Linked DNA regions of Homo sapiens: region 1 is linked to region 2. Evidence: read pairs that join two places in POLR2A ChIA-PET (ENCODE). Cell type or tissue: IMR-90. All regions are shown on one strand. Links, peaks and the distances in the headings refer to the core of each region. The heading gives the core; the rest is flanking DNA.

Region 1 (8,221 bases), core at 3,215-5,714, 280 kb after region 2:
CATGTGCATATACATGTGTGCATGTGTACATGTAGATACACATGTATTCATAAGTGTGTACATGTATACATCTATACATACATGTGTATACGTGTGCATACATACATGGTACATGTGTATACGTGTACATACATGGGTACGTGTGTATACACGTGCATACATACCTGGGTACGTGTGTATACGCGTGCATACATACCTGGGTACGTGTGTATACGCGTGCATACATACCTGGGTACGTGTGTATACGCGTGCATACATACCTGGGTACATGTGTATACGTGTGCATACATACATGGGTACATGTGTATACGTGTGTATACATACTGCACACACTGGAATAATACTCAACTTTAAAAAAGGAGATCCTGCCATTTGCAACAACTTGGATGAAACTGGAGGACATTATGCTAAGTGAAATAACCCAGGCACAGAAAGACAAACGCTGCTTAATCTTACTCATATATGTTATCTAAAAAAGTCTAACTCATAGAAACAGAAAGCAGAACGGTGTTTGCTAGCGGGTAGGGGATGGAGGAAAATGGGGGAATTTGGTCAAAGGGTACAACCTCACAGTTTTAAAATGCACAAGTTGTGGAAATCTAATGTATTGCATCATAACTATAGAATAATAATATATTGGATATTTGAATTTTGCCCAGAGAGTAGATGACCAAAAAACAGATATGTGAAGTGATAAATAGGTTAAATAGCTTTATTTGGGGAATCATCTCACAATGTGTATGTGTATCAAAACACCACGTTGTACATCTTAAATACATACAGTGTTTGTCAGTTACATCTCAATTAAAAATAAATAAAATTAAAAATTGACTAATAAATTACCAGTAATGGCTGTGCATGGTGGCTCATGCGTGTAACCCTAGCACTTTGGGAGGCCAAGGCAGGTCGATCACTTGAGGCCACGAGTTCCAGGCCAGCCTGGCCAACATGGCAAGACCCTGTCTCTACTAAAAATACACACACACACACACACACACACACACACATTAGCCAGGCGTGGTGGTGCATGCCTGTAATCCCAGCTATTCGGGAAGCTGAGGCATGAACATTGCTTGAGCCCAGGAGGTGGAGGTTGCAGTGAGTTGAGATTGCGCCACTGCAGTCTAGTCTGGGCGAGAGAGTGAGACTCTGTCTCAAAAAAAGAAAAAGAACCAAAAACACAGGACAAGTAATTTTGTAGGAAAACAAGAAAGAAGTATCATATGGCAGTGAAAATTCGTAGTGATAATGAATTTTTTAAACTAGTAGGCGAACCACCAATGCTTAGGGCTAAAATGAGAGTTGTCTTTATCATCCCTAAACTTCCCTCAGTACACACAGGCCACCACCACTACCACCACCGCCACCACCACCACCACCACCACCAGCACCAGCACCACCAGCACCAGCACCAGCACCACCACCACCACCACCACCACCACCACCACCACCACCACCTTATTTTCAATAAGCCACTTGGGAAATGCTGATGATAACAGTATTAAATGTGTTGGAATTTAAGCACTTGAAACCTGGTGGGGAGGCAATGATAGAAGGCTAATACCTCTTAAACTTTGATAACTGGGTAGGCAAACTGTGACAGTGTATGTTACGATACAAGTAGGAAAAAGAAGCTGATTTGAAGGAAAATGTAAAGTTTAAAGTTCAAAAGCCATGATTATTAATAGATATTGGGGAAAAATATAATTTTGCAAAGATAGTTACTTCCCTAGAAAATCACTCAAGATCTGTCACGGGAAGAATTTAAAAAAACTGGCGGCTAAGCAGAATGTGAAAAACTCTTTTTGAATTTATTTAAAATAAATACAATAAAAATATTCCAATTAAAGTGGGCAATTGAAGTGATATGTTTCGTGCCAAGTTTGATAAATTAATGCCTCTGTGGTTTACACGTTCTGACATCCATTGAGGATGATTCATCCTGGTGATTTCAGTTGTAAATTGTGTCTAATCAAGAAACAACTGAATTTTCTCTTTAACAGCAATTTATACACTATGTTTATTTACAATATAATATTCATCCTGAAAATGATGTTGAATTTTGTGAAGTAATGATGAACTTTTAGAGACGCAAACTGAACTATTTACAGATGAAATGACAGGATGTTTCAGATTTGCTTTCAAATTACCCAGTGGAATGAAGGAAAGTGGGTCAGAATTTAGATGGCATAAGATTGGCTGGGACTAAATAATTCTTTAAGCAGGGTGATAACCACATGAGGTTCCTTATAATATTTTTCATTACTTTTGCATATGTTTGAAATTTTCCATAATAAAAAGTTTTTGAAAAATACAATTAGACTCCCGAGATAAGAAGTTGGAATTGTGGTGGTATTGATTGTCACCATTTTGAGAGGACTGATAAAATTCAGAGATAAAATTCATCTCTCTGGTGGGCAGCACAATAAATCCCTTGGAAAAAAATAAATAAATCAAACTCGGGCAGAAACTAAGGGGATTTCAACCTACCCATCTTTATCCTCTGCTCACAGTAAGTTCTAAGATGTGGCTTCTCCCAGGAGTCTCAGTTATATGTTAGGTGCAGTGTATATATATATATATATACTCTCATCTCTGAGTCATATGTTTTCCTAACTCAGCTTAAGTGGTAAGACCAATTTGGGAGAAGTATTGTGTAAGAAGGAACACATCAATTTTTAAAATACTTTATTTAAAAACAGCTTATTTCAAAGGTTTCCTGTTTTTGTCTGAAGCAATTATAGACTTCAGCAGAAGCCAGGGTTCAAGGTTGGTGGGAGGCTTCTGAAAGTCCTTATTCATCTTCACTTTGAAAAAAAAATGCTCAAAATCAAACGTGTTTTCAGATGAAAAATTCAACAAAATGGTACTTTCACATTTAATTTGGATGATTGAAAACCTGGTAATATAATAAAAGTTATTTCAGGCTGTGTGTCAATTTTATATCTTTTTAAATGGCAAACGAAATTGAATTTATCCTCCCATGCCGGGAAATGTCGGTATTCAAACAAGACCTTTCTTTCTTTTATTTTAAATGATGTTTGTTTTTGTTTGTTGTAGTTTGAGTAAAGCAGAAGTTTCAAAAGAGAAAACCGTGAAAGATAAAAACTGAAAAATTAGAAAGGGACTAGATCATCAAAGGCTTTAAATGATAAATTTCCATCTATATTTAAAGGAACTTTTAGTTGTATACACACGAGTGCCCAGCCTCTCTAGTATGTCTTTTCTCTGCAGGAGCCAAGTCAATCTCCTGAAAGAGATTTCCTGCTTTATTCTGTGAATTGGCAGTTATTAATATCCACCCCCACCTGCTGTGGGTAGGTCACAGTCATCTCTGAAGACAGCCTTAGAAACAACATGAACACAGGGATGATGTCTCACAGGCAGGATCTGGAGCCCAAGAAAAATATTCTCAGCTTGAGATTTCTATTGGAAGTTGGAATAGATCTGGTCATCTTTTTTTTTTTTTTTTTTTTTTTTTTTTTGAGACAGAGTCTTGCTCTGTTGCCAGGCTGGAGTGCAGTGGCACGATCTTGGCTCACTGCAACCTCTGACACTCTGGTTCAAGCGATTCTCCTGCCTCAGCCTACTGAGTAGCTGGGATTACAGGCACGCAGCCACAATGCTCAGCTAATTTTTGTAGTTTTAGAATAGACGGGGTTTCACCATGTTGGCCAGGATGGTCTCGATCTCCTTACCTCATGATTTGCCCTCCTCAGCCTCCCAAAGTGCTGGGATTACAGGCATGAGCCACCGCGCCCAGCTGATCTGGTCAACTTTTTACAAAATATTAATTCCCTTCCTTCTTCCCCTGGAGGACAATTATACTTTCCTATTCCATTGACTTTGAGCTTGGCCAGGTATCTTACTTTGTTCAACAAAACAGAAGCAGACATAAGAGCAGAAGCTTTCAATGTGCTGTGTGACATGGCTTCTCTCCTAAGCTTCTTTGATCTGTCATGGGATGAACATGTCATGGGTAGAACATGTCATGAGTAACTGTCAATCAAGGGCAATGGGGAGATCAGAACCCAATCTGAAGCCCAAAGAAAGCCCAGGTGACCTGCAGCCTGAAGCAGAGCTGCCCCAAATGACCCATAAACCTATGAGTAAAAAACTATAAAGGCTTGTTGCAAGCCTATGAATTTGGCAGTGGTGCCATGGTTTGAATATTTTTTGTCCTCTCTAAGATTTACATGTTGGAAACTCAACCTCAATGCCACCATGTTGGGAAGTGGGGGCCCTTGGGGAGCTGTTTAGGTCATGAGAGCTCCACCCTCATGAACAGATTAATGCCACCATGAAAAGAGCTTGTGGGAATGGGCTGTCTCTCTCTTCTGCTCTTCAGTCCTGTGAGGACATAGGAAGGCATCATCTTAAAACCAGAGACCAAACCTGAAGGTGACTTGATCTTGGATATCCCAGCCTCCAGAACTGTGAAAAATAAATTTCTGGTTTTTTATAAATTACCTAGTCTCCAGTAATTCTGTTATGGCAGCACAGAACAGACTAAGATAGGTGGTTTGTTATGCAGCATTTTTGCGTTAATAGCTGACTAACATAGAAATCATCTGCGCACACAGGAAATGGAAACGTGAGAGCAGATGCATTTCCTAGAAAGAAGGCATAAAGCAGTGACTCACCCTGTTTATGGCTTATAGACTGTTTATGGCTTGTGGTTTATAGACTGTGGTGGAGTAAATGTTTGTGTTCCCCCCACCAAATTCATCTGTTGAAATCCTAGCCCCCAAGATGATAGGATTAGGGGGTGGGGTCTTCGAGAGGCAATTAGGTCATGAGAGGGGAACTCTCCTGGATGGGATTAGTGCCCTTATTAGAGAGAGAGCTCCCTCCATCCCTCCTGCATGTGAAGACATAACATGATGGCCATAGATGGCCATCTATAAACCAGGATGTAGGCTTTCACCAGACACCAAATCTACTGATAGCTTGATCTCAGACTCCTCAGCCTCCAGAACTGTAAGAAATAAACATTTGTTGTTTAGGCAGCCAAAATGGACTAAGACATGGATTTTATTGAAAATCTAATAAATGCCTTTATCAGATTCTTCCCCAAAATAGCTTCCTTGCATCCACCCGCCTCTTTTCAGGTCTCCATACTATATGAGTCCATCTGATTGGCAGAATCTAAAATATGTCTGGAACTCAAGAAACAAAGGAGTTTAGGATATGTAGCTTTTTAGCTTTCCAGCCCCTGAAACTCAGGAGGAGGTTAAGATCAACTTGAGTGAGCCAATCTACTCTTTCTAACAAACCACGATGTAAGTAGACAAGCAGTTTAGGGAGGAGAATGAGAAGATGAAGCTGGAGAGAATTAGGAGAAACTGATGTCATAGAAATCATGACAAGAAATAATATGAGGAAGAAGGAAATGGTTAATTATTTAAAATAGGTGACGCAGAGAAACACCATGTAAGAATGTAAAGTACTGCTGAATTGGGCAATAACAATGTCCCTCAACACCAAAACAGGAGCTGCTTCATTGGTAGAAAGATGAGAAGGTAGAGACAATGAGTCCTAGAATACTCTTTACAGAGGTTGGTTGAGGAAGGAAGAGGAAGGATGTGGTTACCATCCATGAGACCTTGTGTGATAGTGAATCGTTCCTCAGTAAAGGATTGATAAACTCTGCCGTGGATAGACTAGAAAAGTTTCAATCTTTCTCCTTTGTGTCATTAAAAAAAAAAAAATCCTCTCCCTGTTCTCTAAGCTAACAGGTCTTCTTCTTGGGTCTCGCAAATCATCTTGTGAGTGAACAGAAGTGACTCTCAGATTTTCTTTGTATCTTCTTGTTGTGGAATTATCCTCACCCACAGCACAGGAAAGTTCCCTGAAGTGGCTGTCTCTGTGCTCCACTTTTCTTTTTGCCTCGTGCAACCTGTATCCCATTACCCCCAGGGAAAGCTGTCTCTCTTATTCATCTTCTTTGTCCTAAAATTCACATTAATTTTTACATCATACTCACAGTCCTCAACCCCCAGAGTTCCCTAAGTCAAACCATTGTTGGCTTCATGACTTTGGTAGATACTGCCAATAATCTCCCAATATCCATCTTCCCTTCTATTTTTTTTGGTAAAAGAATCCCCAAGTTTTACACGAGCCCAGCTAGAGACTAATTTCTTGTCTTCTTAAGCAGCTAGATGTGACCATGTGATTCTGTCTGAACCAAAGGGACTCTCACTTGTGCCTTAGGTGATGGCTGGCTGAAGAAATCTTGGGAGCCATATATTGAGCATGATAAAGCTGTCCTACCGACCCAGGCCACTTATTCTGGACTGTTAAATGGGAGGGAGATAAATTTAGATTTTAGGTAAGCCACAGTGTTGTTGTTTTTTTTTTTTTCTTTACTTGAAGGGGATCAGGATACGCTACCCCAAAATATGCCACTTTAACGTAAGGTTTATTTTGACCCAAAGGCAACTGAAAATCAACAGATGTAGAAGAGTTCTCCACCCTCCCTTTATCTGCCTAGAAGTTGGGCATGAGTTTCCCTTTGTTATGGTGTCTATCTCCTGTATCAGGAAAAGGAGAGCAACTTATATCACCAGAGATGGAGAGTTGGCACCAAGATAAATCTGCATAACAGACCTTAGGAAAAGAACCTTTATCTTCTGTTAGTTTCCCCCATATATTTCCTAGTTACTTCCCCATGATTTATCATCCCTTGAAGTTCAAATTTTCCTTTATTAAAATTATATGTAAACTAGAAGTCTAACTACTTCTTTGAGTTTCACTTCTTTTCTGTGAACTCTTGTGCATATAAATATTAGCAAAAATTGCACGCTTTTTCTCTCATTAATCTATCTTTTGTTAGTTTAATTCACAGGCCCCCAGATACTGAACCTAAGAGGACAGAGGAAAAGTTGTTTCTCCCTGAAAGACTATACCCTAAATAATACAAGGGTCACAAGGCATATTGCTCTCCTTTATAACAATGGCTGTGTGGTCCAGCTGCCACACAATATCCAAGACTGGTTCCACAATGACAACTGCATCTTTCAGGAACAGCTTCCATAACTTGTTCTCTGCCTATTAGAAGTCTCCTCTGACTAGAACAACATCGAAAGATGTTTCTCTTCTATATCTCATGACATCTGGAGAATTTGGGGCAAGAATGAACAGCACCTTGTAGGATGCTCTTGGAAACTTTGTCTTCTTGGAAACAATATACATATTCCCCATGATCTTTTGGCCTTGGAGTCAGCCAGCTTGCAACAAATTCAAGCTCTACCTACCACTCAACAGCAATGCTACTGAGCTTTTCTCTGTCTCAGTTATAAAATGGGGTAATAATTGTACTTGTCTTCAAAAGTTGCTATGGCAATATTTTTAGGTGAAATTTTATGCAAGTTTACATTATTATAATTATACAGTTAAATTATCCTGCTTTTGCAAATGTTAGGACAAAACATGACCATGTAAACCAATCCTTGAGCCTCTCTCTGGGTCTATGGAAAAGTCTGTGTCATTAGCTTCACAGTAAATCCACTCTGACTACCTCACAGGGGAATTAGAGGATGACACAACATACAGTCAGGGCCACTGGCACAAAGGTAACTTTGTGCTTATTACACAAGGGTGACCCCTCCAGATTGACACAGGGCTCAGGGCCAGCAAAGCAAGGGCTAGATTTTAGCTCTCACTATTTTTCTTGGTTGGGGGCCTTTGGCATTGGCAAAACTGGAGGTTGCTGATATAGCTGGGGGTTGGTGCACTCCACCAAGGTCCTTGGCCAGCAGGGCGGAGGTGAGCAGGAACCACATTCAAGTCCCCTTTTCTTGCCAAGTTGTGTGTCTCGACATGCAGCTGCATATACCCAAGAATAGGGCATGTTTGGCTTCACACGAAATCTCTGTCTTTCTGCTAAACCCTGCACCTACTTTTCTCTAATGTGTGCAGAGGTGCCTTAGAGCTTGTGGGTGGGCCAGCACATTGCACCAGTATAGGTAGCAGCCCTGATCCCTGGCACGCAATAAGCACTTTACAAACCTAAACGTTCCTTTGTGTCCCTATCCCACCCCCCATTCTTTCCTACCTATATAATGTTTTCCTTACTTGCTCAACCTTGTATAACTCGAGGTCATTAAAAAAGTTAGTTTGCATATTTTCAAGGAAGCAATTGGAAACCTAAGTTGCTCCAGGGAATTGCCTTACCAGTGTGTCCCTGTGCTTCCAGGGGATTCCACATAAGATAACATCT
Region 2 (2,500 bases), core at 1-2,500:
TAGCAAATGGGAAATGGGATCTGATCCAAGACTCTTCACCACACGGCATGCTTTATGTGTGGGAAATCCAGGAAAGTAAAAAGAATAACAGTCAATTGTAATTTCCACACATGAAAGACAGTATCACCTAACATTCGGCCTATAGTCTTCCTGGCATTTTACTACATAATATGTAGAAAATTGTACACACACACACACACACACACACACACACACACACTCCATAAGCAAAAACAAGGATCAACGTACCCATATGTTTTACAATCTGCTTTTTCAGTTTACAAATATTGAGTATCTTTCCACATCTATAAATATTCCCCTACATCACTGTTAAAGAAAGGGTATTCTATCACATGTATGCACCACAATTCATTTAATGAGTCCCCCTATTATTGAGCATTTAAGGTGTTTCTAGTTTATAACTATTATAAACAAACTTACAGGCTGGTTACAGTGGCTAACGCCTGTAATCCCAGCACTTTGGGAGGCCGAGGCAGGCGGATCACGAGGTCAGGAGATCGAGACCATCCTGGCTAACACGGTGAAACGCATCTCTACTAAAAATACAAAAAATTAGCCGGGCGTGGTAGCGGGTGCCCATAATCCCAGCTACTTGGGAGGCTGAGGCAGGAGAATGGTGTGAACCCAGGAGGCGGAGCTTGCAGTGAGCTGAGACTGCGCCACTGCACGCCAGCCAGGGCAACACAGCGAGACTCCGTTTCCACACACAAAAAAAAACTTACAAAAATTATTTTTGCAAATTAGAGGAGGGTTTTTTTAAATGTATTTTTTTTGTGGTGGTCACTAGAATCTGGAAGTGAGTTTTTTCCAAATTTCAGAGGACCTCCCTCCAGATTTTGGTACATCCCAGTAAGTAGGCTTCTTAAGAATCACTGCGAGGAGAAAGGTATCGACAGGAGTATGGTGCACAAATGCACTATAACCACTGCTAAAGACTGGTCACTGTACACATACTTTATCGTTTCTCCTTTGTTTACATTGCTAGCGGTGAACATGCCTGACTAAGGGACGGGGCACATTTTTGAGGCTTCTGATGAGTAATACAAAATTGCCCTCCTGTAAAGTTATAACAATTGAAACACCCACCAACAGCATTTGAAAGTGACAATTTCCAAAATCCTCCAGTTGATTAGATTTGGTTTTAAACAATCATATCCCCATATGGCCATAAATTTTTAAAATAGCTGAGCTATTGATAAAGCACAACTGAAAAAAAAACAGGGAAAAATTCAAACAATAAATGCTAGATTTTAAAGCATCTGTTTTCAAATACAAAATATAAAACTTAATGATACCAGATACCAGTAGGCTGAACTTAACAGAATGGCTTTAGAAAATCCAGTGATAACAGACTTTGAAAGGTACCAAGCTAAGATGTAAAACACTGCACCTTCGTTTGCCTGTCTGGCTTAAGAGTTTGGGTTTTAATAGCAACATGCTCTATTTTTCTAACAAGAAACTCATAAAACTGTATATTCTTTCAGATTGTATAAGTACTGTCTTATAGCTAACATGGCAATCTGAAGTTCTTAAAATTCCTTTAGATAATCACTTATTCAACAAATATGTGAACGTCTACTATAGACTAGGCACTGTTCTAATGCTAGGGACACGGTGGTAAATCTCGCAAAAGTTCCTGCCCTTGAGGAGCTGTTGGTTCTAGAGAGGAGTTGAGAACCCTGCACTTAAAGAGTCCGAAGATCATGGTTACACTGCCAATCAGGACTCCTGGATTCTTCGGCAAATTATAACACCACCTCTGGGTCTAAGTTTCTTTATCTTAAGAAGCTGACCAGATGGATCTGAAGGGCCTTCCAGCTTTCAATCAAGTTATCTACTTTACTTGATTTTTGTTTAAGTGCTTAATTTTCTATTATTCATAAGAGCTATGCATTTTAAGCTCTAAATAGTTTTTCCACAAAATCAGACTCTCCCAAAAGAACAATTTTACATTTACAGTAAAATTGTGGTGATCCAGGCAACTTCAAGGAATAAATGTAGTCATGATGAAGTTCCAGCAAGAAGAAAATGTATGCTCCTAACTTTAACTGTTTCTATGGAGATGTTTTTGCAATGGTCTTGCCTCCTTCACCTTTGTACTGCATTATAAACACTAAGGCATGAAGCATGGCAGGGCTATGGGTCTCCAGGCCCGTTGCATGGAAACAGTTGGCATCCTGTCCCCATGCAGCAGGCGCCTTAGTGCTTACTGTGGCACTCGGGTGTCCTCAGGGGCTGCAGCCTAAAGTCCTGGTGGCGATTCTCATCTCTCTCCCACTCACCTTACCTCCAACTCGACAGGTACAACAATTCTGCCTGAAGTCTACATCTCACTGCCCCATTAGCATTTCTGTCACCTCTTGCTATTTTCCACCAGATGTTCCACAATTCAACAGTCCTCGGATTCAAGGTGTCTTTGGAGAAGCCCACTTTGGGGAGAAGTTAAAAGAAGGTATTGCAAGAGGCCTCAGTATTCCAA

What was found. Peaks named below come from ENCODE experiments on the same cell type or tissue, not always from the same donor. Only the 100,000 strongest peaks of a DNase experiment are listed, where the experiment ranks them.
Region 1: POLR2A ChIA-PET joins it to region 2 with 8 read pairs; 1 of 35 experiments calls an interaction of 5 or more read pairs at or near these places.

The regions. Positions count from the first base shown.
Region 1 is chr5:38,823,092-38,831,312 of GRCh38, forward strand. All of the region lies in intron 1 of OSMR-DT (OSMR divergent transcript), which reads right to left. Among named protein-coding and RNA genes, the nearest start is that of OSMR-DT, 19 kb to the right of the region's middle. RefSeq lists an enhancer at 6,855-8,054. In IMR-90, for the core only: no CTCF peak of the experiment used is centred there; a DNase peak (open chromatin) is centred at 4,600.
Region 2 is chr5:38,549,069-38,551,568 of GRCh38, forward strand. The region is part of intron 1 of LIFR (LIF receptor subunit alpha); the gene reads right to left. Among named protein-coding and RNA genes, the nearest start is that of LIFR, 6.3 kb to the right of the region's middle. In IMR-90, for the core only: no CTCF peak of the experiment used is centred there; a DNase peak (open chromatin) is centred at 1,003.